2 separate regions of the Mus musculus genome follow, and region 2 is linked to region 1. Evidence: chromatin loops called from intact Hi-C (ENCODE). Cell type or tissue: gastrocnemius. All regions are shown on one strand.

What was found. Hi-C counts contacts between places; a loop is a spot of excess contacts. Peaks named below come from ENCODE experiments on the same cell type or tissue, not always from the same donor. Only the 100,000 strongest peaks of a DNase experiment are listed, where the experiment ranks them.
Region 2: a loop joins it to region 1, with 6 times the contacts of the local background. A loop is called at or near these places in 18 of 42 quality-filtered maps.

Annotation. Positions count from the first base shown.
Region 1 is chr15:27,322,807-27,330,806 of GRCm38, forward strand. No RefSeq gene overlaps it. Among named protein-coding and RNA genes, the nearest start is that of Gm36899, 140 kb to the right of the region's middle. In gastrocnemius, a CTCF peak has its summit at 3,214 (motif pointing right); DNase peaks (open chromatin) are centred at 3,225 and 5,817; H3K27ac peaks cover 356 bases.
Region 2 is chr15:27,609,962-27,617,961 of GRCm38, forward strand. Otulin (OTU deubiquitinase with linear linkage specificity) reads right to left here. Exons shown (of 7, transcript NM_001013792.2): 4 at 6,363-6,506; 5 at 1,551-1,676. Among named protein-coding and RNA genes, the nearest start is that of Otulin, 17 kb to the right of the region's middle. In gastrocnemius, CTCF peaks have their summits at 3,066 (motif pointing left) and 6,394; DNase peaks (open chromatin) are centred at 3,048 and 6,410; H3K4me3 peaks cover 170 bases; H3K27ac peaks cover 2,945 bases.

The DNA of each region.
Region 1 (8,000 bases):
GGATCTAGAGGTCAAAATATTTTCAAAGGTAGGCATGGTGCCACATACATGCCTGAAATCTCAGCACACAGGAGGCTGGGGTGAATGGTTCACAGGTTCAAAGCTAGCCAGGGTACTTAGTAAAATACTTAGTAAAATACTACATTCAAAAAACATATAAACACAGGAGCTAAGGAGGTGGCTGAGTCAGAAAAGTGCATACTATATAAGTAAGAAGCCCTGAGTTCAGATCTCATGGCAGCAGAGGCTGTAGCCCTAGCACTGTAGAAAGGGAGGAAGGCAGAACCCGGAAGCTCGTTCATTATCCAGTTTAACTAGAACACTGAGCTCCAGATTCGTCGAGAGACATTGTCTCAAGAAATAAGATGAGGTCTACACGGGAAGGTGTTCATCAGCCTTTAGCTGACACGCACTCTCTCTCTCTCTCTCTCTCTCTCTCTCTCTCTCTCTCTCTCTCTCTCACACACACACACACACACACACACACACACACACACTTCATGTGCTTAAGGAAGTCCCTGTGTGCCCAAGAGATTACCTCTCAATCTAACAGGCTCCAAAAACACAGTCAAATTCCATTGGAAAAATGAGTTCCAGAGCTGTGATTTCACCTGGGGATTAATTTTTGCTAATTTACCTTCATTTCTTCACACGGGACTTAAACCATAAATCCTGTCTACACAGGTATGTCTTTACTTACAACACCTTGGTAAAGAAAACAGTAATTTCCTGCTCAATTAAACAAGGTTCTTGCAGATGCTTGTTATCAACATTCTGCCAAAGCCAAAACAGACATAGGCTGTGATGGTTGGGCAGACTTTAAATGGGAGCATTCAATCCCAACGGGTGTGTCCTGATGTGATCATTACTTTGGGGACAGGTACTGTGTGCCTTTCCAGTCTAAGTTGTTCGGCTTCAAATACATTTTGCCTATCACTTAGGGGGACAAGTAAAAGCCTTTGTGAACTGCCTATAAAATTCCCAGCACAAGCTAAGTCATAGGCTCAGTTAGTTCATTTTTCCATTGCACCCATCTTCCCCAGAGCTTTAAAAAAATAATTGAGACTTTAATTAAAGACAAATTGTATTAGTCTTTTAAGGATGGAGAAGCCAAGACGCTCGCGCAAAATGAGTCATGGCTGGGGAAAGAATCAAACTCTATTTGCAAGTACTGTTTTTTTTTTTTATATCAATTCATTAGCTGTTACTTATTTCTTGCATTCCCTTTTAAGAAGATGGTTTCTGTATTTGTAATACAACGTAACTCTGCAAAAGAAATTGTATAGTATGAAAACAGACATCAGGATTCACTTCAATTATGTAGTACACTGTACTAAAAAATCCTGTTGCTTGTTATATATTTTTTTAATCTTTCTGAGTATATGGATATGCTAAATCCTCTTGGTAGCATACTAAGGGTCTGAGTGAAGCCTGTTTCTGTTCTCCATACAGCACAGTGCTGGTCTACTACTGTACTTTGTTTAGTGGAGCAAATATTAAACCAAGAAATACACAGTTAGGGGTTGGAGATATGGCTCAGTAGTCATGAGTGCTTGTTGCTCGTGCAGAGAGGACCAGAGTTCAGTTCCCAGCACCCATATCAGGTGGCTCAGTATGGTCTGTAGCTCCAACTCCAGGAGATCCAACATTTTCTCTGGCCTTTACAGAGCATGCTCCTGCACTTATTCACACGTGGTCACACACATATGCACACATGAATACAACTAAAATCTCCTTTAGAGAGAGAAAATGATAGGTAATTCTAGATGGCCAGACAGGAATACACCATTTTGTGATGGGGCAGCTCTTTGGGGACATTTTACTTGGCAGATCTTTGTCTGTCTGTCTGTCTCCTCCCCCCTTATCCTTCATCTTCCTCCCACTCACTAGACAGTCTAAGTTCTAAAGGGTCTACCCAAATGGTGGAGATGTAAACTGGTAAAACTTCCTTGAGATTCCCAGAACCCACTATATCTGCTGTTCTCTGTCCATAGTCTTTAGCTAATTAGGTGCAGGAGGCCCATGACTCTGTTGTGTTTGGACAGAGAAAAAAGAAAAGAGACAGCAGACTAAATAACAAAGGCCTCTGCCTCCTAACCAATATCTCCATATCCTCCCTCTGTCCCTTCTCATAAAAGCCCTTTGTGCCCTGGAGGCCTCAGAGAAGGACTCTGTAACAAGAATCTCCTTCTTGCACCTTCCTATCCTCACATTCATCATGAACACCAAAGAGACCAAAGAGCACAAGAGCAGGATCACCCACGGACGGCGCCAAGGACAACTTCTGCACCTGCCAGCTTTGGTCCTGCTATGAGCACCAACAGTGGGAAGGAAGATAGGATTATGGAGGGGCACATTCCACACATTGTCCTAGGCGGGACAAGAACTCCAGGTGGATAGAAGGCTGAATTCAGAGCTTAAGAACCGACCTGTCTACTCCCCATGAGGGACTCTTCTCTAATTGATGAACGTCTAAAATCGTTTTCAAAGAATTAAAAAGAAAAATCTTATCTACAGCCACCATGAGCCAGACCGCAAGCACCCACACTTCTCCCCATACTACCAGCTCCTCCTCCACGAGGAAGATATATCCCTGTCGCCATTTTTTTTTTTTCAGAATAACCTGGAGTTCTCAGAACATACTGTAATTCTCCCAGGAACACAAAACAGAAAAACGACTGAGTATGGCTCGAACCAACTTCCATTTGACCTATGGGACACCTATTATCTACCAATATCCACCATGTTTTCCTATTCTGGGACTCTGTCCATCAGCCCTAACACTGGAATTCTGTCTACTCCAGCATATATTTACGACCCCATTCAGGCAGGGGGACACAAGGAAGACTGGTGTCTTCCCAGTAGCAAAAGAGTGGCCCAGGCAAGTTACATAGACTCTCTGTGCCTCAGTTTCCTTCTCAACAAAACAGCACTGTCTCCCAGAGTCCTATAAGGATGAAATATGATGACTATAAACCAAACATTAGTGTTCACATGCTAACTGGTACAATTATCTTGATTACTGCCAGAACATTTATTTACACAGTCCCCAGTCTTTTTACTCTACCTAGGACTAGCCTTTAGCTTTCAAAGCAGAATGGGGCAACCCGTTTAAATAGAAGAGTATAAATAAGACTGCGTTGAGAAGTGACTGAGCTGGAAGGTGTCCTACTGGCAGTGACACAGCAGTGGAGCGGTGACTTGTAGCTTTGCCCATTTCCACTAGATGGCGCTGATTTATTACAGCCCACCCACAACCCTTTGCATGTAAGTTACACAATAAAAGACACGTGCGTGAGGTACCTGGCAGGTATTGTTTTCTAAAGGTCTCCCTTGATTCTACTTCTGGCACGGGGCAGTACAGTCCTCTGCATCAGACCATGCACCACCCCTAAAGAAGGCAGGGATTGTCTTGTACTGGATTTATTTTAGAGAGAAGGTAGAGATCGTTGTCTTTTGAGATTACGATAAGGGGGTCACACAACCAACACATAAGGAATCTCTTTATGGCAAACACGGAGCATCATGAATTGCTGACATACAAGAAACCGACGCGACGCCAGTAGAGATTAGTGACAGTCTGAGGAGCTTTCCAGTAGGTTGTTTGCTCCATTGAGAAAAATCACACCATCACCTGCTGTTAAAGGGCAGCAGCTGAGCAGTGAGCTGTGCTGAATTTTCGGCTGCTGCCCAATTTGGAAAGTAAATTCCTGCCTTTTCTTCAGTTTCCAGGAACAATAGCCTCCTATTCCACCCACAGATGGAAACCCTGATGGAAGGTTGTTGTTGTTTTTCCCCCAAAAGGACCTTCCAGGATTCCCAGTAGTTGCTGTCTGGGCTTTATCTGTAGAGCTTGTAGGCCTGCCCGGGAACCACAAGGTGAGACAGCTCTTGGCACTCATTCTCTCCCAGTGAGGGCCCTGCTTCCCCAGACTGCACGGCTCTTTTCTCTGAGTGGAAAATATTCTCTTCACATCTCTCATCGGATTTCAGGAGAGCAGTTCAAGATACCTCTTGCTAAATGACGAGGAAGAGGGGGAGCTATTCGCCAAAAGGAAATATCTTGTTTTCTGTCTCCATGGCCAAGAATTGATTTCAAAAGAAGCTTGTTTAGACTGTTTTTGTTTTAAGTTCTAGTCAAGCATGGAGAAGAAGCCTTTGAGAGCTCTGTTACTGGAGATGAAGTGCAAAGATGACTGGCCTACCCGGGCAACCTTGGCATGGGGCAGAGGCTTGCCATATCTCATTGTCCAGCACACAGCTCTTCTTCCATTCACCTTATCCTGTCTGTCTCCACACCAAGGCTACTGGCAGACAGGCAGGCAGGCAGGTGCTATGACCCCTTTCAGACACATATGGTTGGATATGCTCAACACTGAAAGTCAGGGGACCAGTGAGGTGACTCAACGGGTGAGGGTCACCAAGTCAAAAAACCTGGGCTCAGTCCCTGGGATCCATATGGTGGAGAGGAAAATAGATTCATTGAAGTTGTATGCACACTGAGGGTTACCTATGCCCAGCCCCCCACAAAAAGTACATAATCACGTGTGTACGTATTTAAATAAAAGAAGAAAGTCAGGAGCAGAGTTGAGACTCACACCCACATCCTTGCACAGTTTTGCCCCAGTTTTCACCTTCATGTGTTGCGTGCTGTTCTTTGCCACACTTGGTCCACGATAAACTCACCTTCCTGCTGCGTCTAATCAGCCTGTTTTTCCTATGAAGCCTAAAACTGTTGGATTTCATTTAGTAAAACACGTGACTGACGAATTTGTTTTATTTATGTTTTGAACTGCAAATACTTTTTTTTTTCTTTTGTAAGGGAAATCTCATACAGACGGGAAAATCAACCACTTTTTCAAAATCATTTAAATGGAAAAGGGATGTCGGTTTGGGGCAGACTCATTTCCTGTTCTACATCCATGGTGGGTTCAGGATGCAATTTTGGATGACAGTAAAGACACTGGGGTGTTTGCTGTTTTCCTTTGCTAAACGACATGATTTAAGAACAAGTGAAATTGTGTTTCTGCGGGCTCACCTCCATATTTACTCTCAGCCTGACTCTCATTTTCCAGTGTCTCATAGTCTGGAGAGGAAGTGTGGTCTAGTGGTCAGGAAAAAAACAATTTAGGAGACTAGAGTTGTGTTTTCTATTCCTGTCTCACTACCTGACTCATTGTAAAGTGCTAGAGAGTCACTTAGTCATCATGACACTCAGTTTACCCATATTGCACTATCTAACGATGGGGCTCAAAAATACAGACCCTTGTCAATATAAAAGGAAATATGAGGCCGGCTCTAAAAAGAAATAGCATGGCATGAACACAAAGCCACGTGAGCACATAACAGGAATGTCCGAGAAATGTAGATTCTCTAATTCATACATGAAATGAGAGATGTCATCAGAGATGCTTCCAGTAAGTATTGGTCCCGCTGGTGTTGGGTGACAGGAGCTGGCTGTGATCATATCTGGGAATCTACTCATGCTGAGAAGGAAATCTCAGAACCAGGAGCCAAGAAGAGGGGCACTAGCAATTTTCTAGGGGGTAGGGAGCTTTCTTCTAGTCTCCAGAGAAAATGTAACATAGTGAGAGCACCCCAACTTCATTCAAGGTTCACACTCTAAGGTATAATAAATAAGGCCTTCCCAAGTGTGGCTGTTGGTTGGTTGTGGTGCAAATGTAAGAGTTACCTGCATCTCTTTCCTTCTTCAACAAGATACTGCACATAAACCCTGTTGGCTCCAAGGAGGGCGTTCTGCAAAGCTACTCCAGTCACTGCTGCACACAGACTCATTTTTATTCCAGTGCATGGTCTCCTGGCTGGCTGGCTGACTGACAGCCATTCTGAGCCTACAGTTACCCAGGAGAAGAAAACAGAGTTGTGCTCAGAATTCACTGCTTGGCTCTGAAGTCTGTGTCATTGTGTTAGGAGTTGGGGCCTTTGCAAGACAGAGCCTACTGAATTGGTAGCAAATCTACATTTGACACTAAAACTTGTAATCGCATCTACTAGTACTTTAGACTAACATTTATTTACTGAGAATACACTAATTTCCAGGTTATACAAGGCTATACATAACTGCACTTACCTCTCCTTTAAATATGATAAGGGAAGGCTTATTGTCTTCATTTTGTAAACAGGAACTCTTAAATTGAGAAGTAAGACCACAGAGTGAGACATGGAACCCAAAGCTGAGGCCTGAGGCTGTGACCTTGCCATCAGGAATGGAAATCAACAGCGTGTTCAGATTCATTCTAAATGGACCAAAACCTGTCAATTAGGGTATACTCATTTCCTATTTCATATCAGTTGTAGATGTCATTTTGGGTAACAACAAAGACAGGTGGACATTTTGCTGTTGTTCTTTGCTAAGTAACTATATGTCAAGTAGGAGCTTCCTCCAGCAACTGTTAGGCAGAGAATAGGACCTGACTCGTGCCTTCTATTCTAAGAAGCGACAGGGAGTACCCATGGCCTATGGGGGGGTTATGCTGAGTCCCTGACTGGTCAGGCTGGTCTTAGCCTTCAAGAGCAAGTGAAAACAGGGGATGGAGCCCATTGTTTCAGACAGCAAAGCACTCCTGTACAAAATAAAAAAGCAATAATTTAGAACATCACAGATTCTGCAGATACAGATTCGTGTAAAAGAAGGGAAAGAGAAGCTATTCTAAGCTCCTTTACCTGCATGACAATGAAACCCAGTGTCCCACAGACAGTGCAGGAAGAGCCTACTGAGGATCAACCATGACCATCCATCCTCTATGAAACCGTCACGAAAGCCAGAACATTAGGACCAATGAGTCAAAGTGCCCACAAAGAAAAAGACACACCCAGGCAGAAGGCACCCTCCAGCCATATGGGAACTTTCATAGCCAGGAGCATATGAGTGAAAAAGTCCCCAAGTCTTGAAAGGAAATTAAAGAACCATAAAGCACAGATGTTATCTTTATGGTAAACACTTTGTGATTTAGACTTTGAGACATTACAGCATGAGTGATCGGGGCTATAGCTCAGTGGTAGGCACTTACCCAGCATACACAAGACCCTGTATATCTGAATATGTTACTGAAGGGGACGGGGAAGTGTAGAATGTGGAAACGAGATTATAGGTAAGGTTCCAACTAGCACATCCTGAAAAGAAAAAGAGGCATTAATTATTAATTAATCCAAGAACAACAGTAAGTCATTCTCGGTAAACTATGGCATGGAATTACTTAAACTTTGGAGAAATGCATGACTGAAAAAGAATAGAGAATGAAAGGGAGAGTGACCCCATAGGAGGACCAGAAGACTCAACTAACCCAGACCCCAGGGAGCTCCCAGAGACTGAGCCACCAACCAGGGGCATACACAGGCCGGTCCAAGGCCCCTGGTGCATATGTAGCAGAGGTCTGCCTGGTGTAGCCACGGGAGAAGATGAGCTTAATCCTTAAAAGACTTGAGGCCCCAGAGAAGGAGAGGCATAGTGAGGGGACGGGGTGGGTTGGGGGAGACTGAGGGGAGCACCCTTTCAGAGGCAAGGGGAGGAGGAATGGGATGAGAAACTGTGGGATGGGAGATGGAGTGGGGGCAATGACTGAAAAAAGAGTAGAGAAACCTGGGTGATGGTAGCATGGGTGCACACATATGTGGATATATGCATGTGTGTACACACAACAGAGAAAAGAATAAAAGGAGTATTGTAAGGGACTGTGCTAAGGAAAATGCTAACGCAGTGCTGATGCTGATCATTAAATTGGCACACAGGCAAGGTATAGAGGAAAAGGTTTTAACTGCTTAGAAATAAATACTGGAAATTTCCATCAGCTGCTCATGCCATCAGATAGCTGCCTGGGTTCAACTTCCTCGCTGACAACTTCATTTCTCAGAATATAGAGGAAGAGGCAAAGAGACTGCTACTATGGACATAATTCTCTCTAATAATAGAGAGCCTCTAGGGGTTGCCCTTTGTGTCTTACCCATGAGCTTCAGAATAAAAGCAATAGAATTGCTCAGAC
Region 2 (8,000 bases), 290 kb after region 1:
ATAGAGAGAGAGAGGGAGAGAGAGAGAGAGGGAGAGAGAGAGAGAGAGAGAGAGAGAGAGAGAGAGAGAGAGAGAGAGAGAGAGATAAAATTTACAAAAAACAAAACAAAACAAAAAAACTAACACCCTCACCAGCCCCTTACAAAACCTGAAAAGAAAACTACACCTTACAACTAAGCTGACAAACTTGCCAGTCTGTCCTTCAAAGAGCTGCAGCCTGCCTTCATCACGCCAGCAGGCCAGTGGCTTCTAGCCCCTAAGCATTACACTCCAATAGGCAAGGGGAACAACAGTGCCCTCTACCACAGGAAGGAGACTTGTATTCACCAGCCCACAGGAAATTAGAAGACCAAGCTATCCGTGAACTAATCCCGTGAATTATTTCAGACTACTCTTAGGATGGTTTCCAAAGTTGCTACATCTATTTATTGAGAAAGATTTTATAGCACGTATTGATAGACTTTTAAAATGTAAGAATACCTGGAAAGACCTTAATAAATACACAGAGATACACTGAGAATATGAACGTGGGATAAAGGACAGGAGCCACAGCTCCCGGCTAAGAGCACTTGCTGCTCTCCCAGATAATGCCCATGCCGGTGCTCACAACCCCTGCACCTCCAGCCCCAGGAAACCAACACACTCTTCTGGCATCCACAGGTACCCAGTGCACATGTGTGCACATACACGTACACCACACAATCAATCAATCAATCTTTTTAAAAGGAATGTGGATTAAATGATAACCCTAAAACCTACAAATATGACTTAAAATAAAAATTTTATTTATTAAGGTTTCTTTGGAAGAAAATTAAATGTTATCTGAGACACTTGTAGATAGCATCACCTCCAAGAAAATAGAATGTTGGTGTTTTTCCATTTTACCCCCCAAAAAATGAGAGGAATTAATGTTCTTTTAAAGTTTCCTTTTTCAATGTGTGTGTAAGTATGTGTGTGCATATGTGTAAGGGTGTACGTGTATATGTGTGCATATGGTGACTGTGCACATGTGTAAGGGTATACGTGTATATGCATGCATATGGTGACTGTGCACATGTGTAAGGGTATACGTGTATATGCATGCATATGGTGACTGTGCACATGTGTAAGGGTATACGTGTATATGCATGCATATGGTGACTGTACACATGTGTAAGAGTGTACGTGTATATGCGTGCATATGGTGACTGTCACTGATTAGTTAGGCTAGACTGGATGGCCAGTGACCCTCAGGGACCCTCTTATCCCCTGCTCTCCATTGCTGGGGTGGCAATCACATGCCACCAGTTTTATATAAGTTCTGAAGAACCAAACTCAGTTCCCTGTCATGCACCTACAGACTGCACAGTTCCCCCAGCCCAAAATTATTTTGTCTCAAACCAGCAAATTCTGACCCCTAATGAAGACCATGAGCTAAAATGAACCTTCTTCCTTATAAACTTAAAAATAAATATGAGTAAATAAATAAGATTAGAACACTGAATCTGCTGGGACAACAAAAGAGAAAGCTTTGCACCCCGATCAGACACAGAAAATTTCGTGCGTCAAACCTTCTTCCTTAGCAGGGCAAGGGATTCCTTAATTTTTTCAACCAGGTCCTCACTCTTCCCATCAAATTTCAGTCCAAGTTTCCACTGCTTGATCCAGGTATACTTGTTTATCAGCTTCTCTGGTAACTGGAATATCAAGAAACAGAGATAAAGAAGTGTCAGTGTTGCCAGATAGCTGAGACAACCGAAAAGGAAGACACCACAAAGCCTTCATACAAAACCTACCTTATTTCAAAAATTAATTCCTGCGAGAGGATCATATGGGTTGAGGATGGAGAATCTGAATATGGAAGTCACAATCTCAAAGCATAGCCACAGAGAAGGCTGCAAGGTTAAATGCTGTTGGTTCAAATCTACAGGAGTCCAGCCTGCAGAACTAACACAGGCAAGGACAGGCAAGGCGCAGATCTGAGGCTAAGCTAAGGAAGAATCCACACTGGGTCTTCACAGCGGTCCTCACTGCCTGTGGCTGCTGGGGACTACGGCAACCTTACCATACATTACATGGCTCAGCAAGGTGACTGCAGGCACGGAAGGTCCACGGTAGAGTCAAAGGCTGCTGCTCTTCCTGACAGTGAAGCCTAACTCCTGACAACCTTCCCACACATCCTTAATCCACAGCACAAGATGGGGAAGAGGAATGAGGCCCACAGCAGCGGGAGGGTGGGAGCAGCACCTTTCTAATGAGAGCCACAGGCAACTACTATGGCCCTCACGTCCTGTTCCTGTTCCTGGACTATTTCATTTGTCCCTACACAGCATTAGAATCTGGAATCTGAAGGCCACAATTCAAGCCATGACAGCATGAGAAACTCTATCTTCTCAAGAGTCCTGGGTGTGTCAGGATGAAAACCATAGACTACACTGCTAAGATTTCACCTGAGGTCCACTGAGATGGTTCCGCAACAGAGGTACACACAGACACACACACACACAGACACACACACACACAGACACACACACACACACACAGAGACACAGACACACACACACACACACACACGTACATGAAGGAAGGAAGGAAGGAAGGAAGGAAGGAAGGAAGGAAGGAAGGAAGGGAGGGAGGGAGGGAGGAACAAATAAATAAATAGGGGTAACTGGCACTATAAAAGAGAGATTTCATCCCTGGAGTCAGAATGTCCTATCCTAACACCGTGTGCTGAACTTGCTTAACAGTAATAGGCAGTTCAGAACAGAGCATGCTCAGTTCCACTAGAACCTAAGCCTCTGAGACGCCTTCATAAACAATAATTCTGATTGTGCTTTCTCAGTCTACGGCAATCATATGTAACTAAGATGACTTGTCTCTACAAAACTCAAAATCACAGTGACAGTGCTCTGTGTCAGTCAAGCGGAAAAGCCATCTAGTCATCGTATTGTACTGTGATAAATGACCTTTCACCTAAAGCTGCAACAGCCCCACTGTTCCCACAAGCCCTGCACTTGTGAGACATGCACAGGCAGTTTAATTAGTCTCAGACTTATCACCAGAACCTCATGTGCCCTCAAGTGGCAGCAACATGAAATTACACCCTGGCTCCAAGAAGTACAACTCAAGAGAAAATACTCCTCCAAAGCTATAAGGTCTGAGAGGAGGCAGGTGGCAGCCCGGGAAGAGCTGTGGCTCTGTAGCACTGGACAGTAACCTAAGGAGCAAGTACAACAGGCAACTCAGTTACTTTTGGTAGAAACAAGTTAGTTTGCTCATCTCAGTCACTCATTGGTCAGTCTGTTGATTAAGTGATTATCCAGGTCCAGCGTGGAAATCTTAGAAAAAAGTTAAAAAAAATGAGACTTAGAAAAGAAACCAAGTTAGAGGACCAACAAGACAGCTCTGTGGAGAAAGCACTGACCATGTAAACCTGCTGTCCAGAGTTCAATCCCAGGAGCCCACGTAAGCACAGATGGTGAGTAAACTCCACAATGCTGTCCTCAGACCTCTCCGTACACTCACTGTGGCAGGCAGGCAGACACACACACACACACACACACACATGCTCACTCACATACACACACACACTCACGCTCACTCACACACACACACTCACATACATACACACACACATGCTCACTCACACACACACACTCTCAGTCACACACACACAGGCTCACTTACATACACACACAGGCTCACTCACACACACACACACACTCACACAGACACATGATAATAAAAGTTTAGAAGAACTATTAGGAAAGAACATGGAGTTGGACTTATTTATTCAGAAGTTAATACAACTTTAAATGCTCTCATGGGTCACACATGGGGTCCACATAAATCACTATTCCTTTCTAGTAGGCACACAAGTCTGCCTTCTTTTGGAGTAAGAGCAAGCAAGAAGCAGACCGTGCATTTGAAGTCAGCTTAGTCTCCAGAGCAAGTTCTAGAACAGCCAGGATTACAGAGAAAACTGTCTTGGAAAAAAGAAAACTAAAGATAGCAAGAGAAGAGGAGGAAGGAGACTGAAGCAAGAAATGACGATGGTAACGGTTAAGGATCACTCGGTAGCTTAAGCACATTATCTGTGACTGGCCTAGAGCCCAGCCTGTTTTCTCTAACAAATATCTATAATCTTGATAACATGGCAACTGCATGTATCAAAAGCATCAACCTCAAAATGAAGTCACAAGGAGCTTTCGGGTCATTCTGTAGTAAGTGCTGTCACAGGTCTTATCCATTCACAGATGTTTACAAATACAGTGCACTTAAGAACTAAAAAGCTCCTAATAGAAAGGATACTCCCTTTTCACAAGTGAGGGGCTGATCCAGCTTTGGCCAGCTATGTCCAGGTTGGGGCTAGGGTCAGACGATCTGCCTGCAGTCAAACGGGCTGGTTCTGGACAGAAGTAAGAACAATCAGAAAGCCTAGGCAGGACAAGAGAAAAGGGGACAGCTGCACATCAAAAGGGACAGAGCTCAACTCCTAAGCAGGAGAGCAGCTAGGCAGAGAGACTGAGCAGAGCAGAGCAGAAGGCCCTGCCCAGGAGTCATTCTCAAGCAAGCACAGCCGTCTGAGCACTAACTGTGCCTAGTCTCCCTCTGAAGCTCTAGCGGCACTGGGCTCACAGTCTGCACATGGAAGCAGACAGCTAGCACCCTTGCTCAGTCAGTGACTCTCCAGTACCTGTGTGTCTACCTCTCCTCCCTCCCCCCCTCCCCCCCACCCTGCTCCTCAAACGCAGAGCTGGAGGCAAGTGTTTCACTCAAGTCTTAGGAACATACAACAAACTGTCAAGAAAGGTCCAAACCATGTTACGTTTCTGAGGGCATGAGCAGGAAAGTAGTTTCTTCAGCAGATATTGAGCAGAAGCAAAATCCAATCAGTGTGAATACTGATCTCAGCGACGGGGCCCTCGGAAGGCAAACATGCAATGCTATGGAAAAGAGGAGCCCACTGGGAATTTAACAGTTCTCTGTGCATCACTCCAGTAGGCCAGGAAGACCTCTCCATCACCTCATCACTCCTGCCAGTGACACATTTTCATACTGTCCAAGACCAAATGCAAGCCAACACTCCTGAGAAAAGGCTGCACTACATAACCCAGAGCAGCTTAAATGTCACAGGACTCTTGCCTCAGCATGAAAGTGCTGCAGTTCCAGGCATGCAACAGCCCACCCTCTTAGCTGACCCATTTCACATGGGGTAGGTGATGTAACCCGAATGCACCTGTTAGCAGGAGCCGTTGCTTTACTTTTCTGGGATACAATGTGTATGTTTAACTACTTAGGACTGTATTTGCACCAAAAATTCTTAGAAAATATAAAAATTTAAAATTAGTGTCAAATAAGCCCAGAAATCTAAAAAGGCCCACAAAGGAAAAGACTCAAAAGTATCAGATTTCGTAATAATTTTCAAAGTGCTTTCTTTTGTTTTTAAGAGTACTGTAGGCCAAGTCTATCCTCTCAGAATAATACCATCTAAAAATAAATTAAAATTTCCATTTCTTTCTTTAGTAAGTTGTAAAACACATTCATTCCCTTTACTGGTGTGTTAAAGCACACAGTCCATGCTGTGTAAGAAGCCCAGTGTCACGGGAACAAGTTAGCTACTCTCTAACACAGGAGCGCAGCAGACACCACACAGAAGTAACAGCTTTGCCATGTGTCTATCACACCAGTAATCCCAGCACTCACGAGACTGAAGCAGGAGGATTGCCACAGGTTTGAAGTCAGCCCGAGCTGCAGTTAAGATTGTCCACCCTCAGCCACCCAAAGCCCTTCAACTCCCGAGCCAACAGAAAATAGCAAAGCCGCGTTCACTAGCGCCAGGGTTTACAGAATTTCCTTTTATCCGCTACACAAATCATCAGCATGAGGCCTTCTTTGTATCAAGACACCTGCAGGCATAGATCCCAGGGACTCTCTCCCATGACTTAAATAAAGCACTAAGGATAGTCAGGTCCAGAAAAGGTTTCTCTACGTAACACTAGCATCTCATCATGAAACGTATATTTGTTTTTGAACTGCCCCTAAAATCCACATGAACTCCAGTAAAAATTATATAACTTACTTCAGAGAAACACTAAAATAAAGTCAAGTTTTTTTCTATGTGTTTTTTATGAATTCTAAACATCTGGTCTTTAACTCAGCTTAAGTGTATTAAGTTTTGTCATTCTTTCTCTTCTTGAAAATACTGATTATTTCTAGTCATTTTTTATACATATAAGATCATCTTACAGATGCAAACTGAACAAATCCATATGCTGAAATCACACTGCATGTAACACCTTCAGGCAACATGAGCAGAAAGGAGAAGTCTTCTGAGAAGAACTTCCTGAAACACTGTGATTCAAATTCATGCAACAACATACCAGTATGAGCTCCAAGTCCTGCAGCCAGGGGGGCAGCTCGGCCAGCTGGCTCATGGCCTGGAACAGTGTGGCCCTCAGTGCACAGTAGTTATCACCACGGACTCGCCTTATGGAAGTGAATTTCTGAGACACTTCCTCATAGCCCTTGGGAGAAAACATCAAAGAGTTTAGATGGTAGTTACTGGCTTGAGATAGCAAGAAAAGTTCCATCCCTACGGGAAAAAATTGTCCTAAAACATTGGGAAATGGCAAACAAGAAAGGATAGCTTAGTAAGGCATTCCAATCTCTGATTACAATTCAATTTACCTTAAAATACTGATGCTTTCTTTATGAAATCTCAGCATCTGCAACAGTGCTCCTTAACCTTCCTAATGCTATGACTCTTTAACACAGCTCTTCATATGGTGACCCCCAACCACAAAATTATTTCCTTGTTACTTCATAGCTGTCATTTTGCTACTGTTGTAAACTGTAATGTAAATATCTGATATGCAGGATATCTAGTATGGGACCCCCAAGGGAGTTGTGACCCACAGGTTGAAACCACTGATCTATAACAAATGCAACAGACCTGACATCCAAAATAAACCAGCTGTCCAGCTCTATGCACCCTCAGAGTCCCTTCCCAGTCATCTGAGGGAGCCCTCACTCACTGCTCACATCCCGAACGGTTTAATCTGTGGTTAATTTTCCCAAATGCTTTAATAAAGAGACCAGGAAGGGGGGTATGCAATATTTCTATCTCCAGTTTTAAAAATGTCCATAAATCCCGAGTTTCCAAAGTGTGTGTGTACACATACAGGCAGAAGTCACTCAGCAAAGGTAATACACTCTGAGAATATGTCACTAGGCAACGTCATCATTGTGCACACATCTGAGTACACGTGCACAAACCTAGCTGGTATATCCTACTATATCCTGGGACTATCAGGCTCTTACTGAGTATTAGCAGGGGAAGTATGCTAAGAAGCCACAATGGAAAACAAAGGTACTAAATCAAGTATGACACAACACCACAATCAAGAGGTAAAGTGAACATGAGATGATGTATCAGGTTGCTGCTGACACAGCAGGGCACACGTTGTACACAGAGCCGTGGCATGGGTAGCTATCACGTGCAGTGATGACATGACTGCATGCACAGCACTTTCACTGACAGTCCAGGTCTGTTTATAACAGCCTCATGACAAGCACTAGAGTGATGCACCACAAACACACACACACACACACACACACACACACACACACACACACACACACATCACAGCTATGTCATCAGGAGATCCAAAAGCTGCAGGTCCATTTTAATCCTACAGATCTGTAACTGTACTATTTAAGAGATGAACCTAACACTTTAAAAAATTAATCTGGCCCAGTGGTGGCGCACGCCTGTAATCCCAGCACTTGAGAGGCAGAGGCAGGTGGATTTCTGAGTTTGAGGCCAGCCTGGTCTATAGATTGAGTTCCAGGACAGCCAGGACTGCACAGAGAAACCCTGTCTCGAAAAAAAAAATTATTCTGGATTTATAAACACTTCCAAAAGAATATCCGAATCGAAACACAGGTAATTAGGCAAATAAGAACTAAAATAAAATCAAGACTCAAAGTTTATAACAGGCAATGCTCAGATTGCTAAG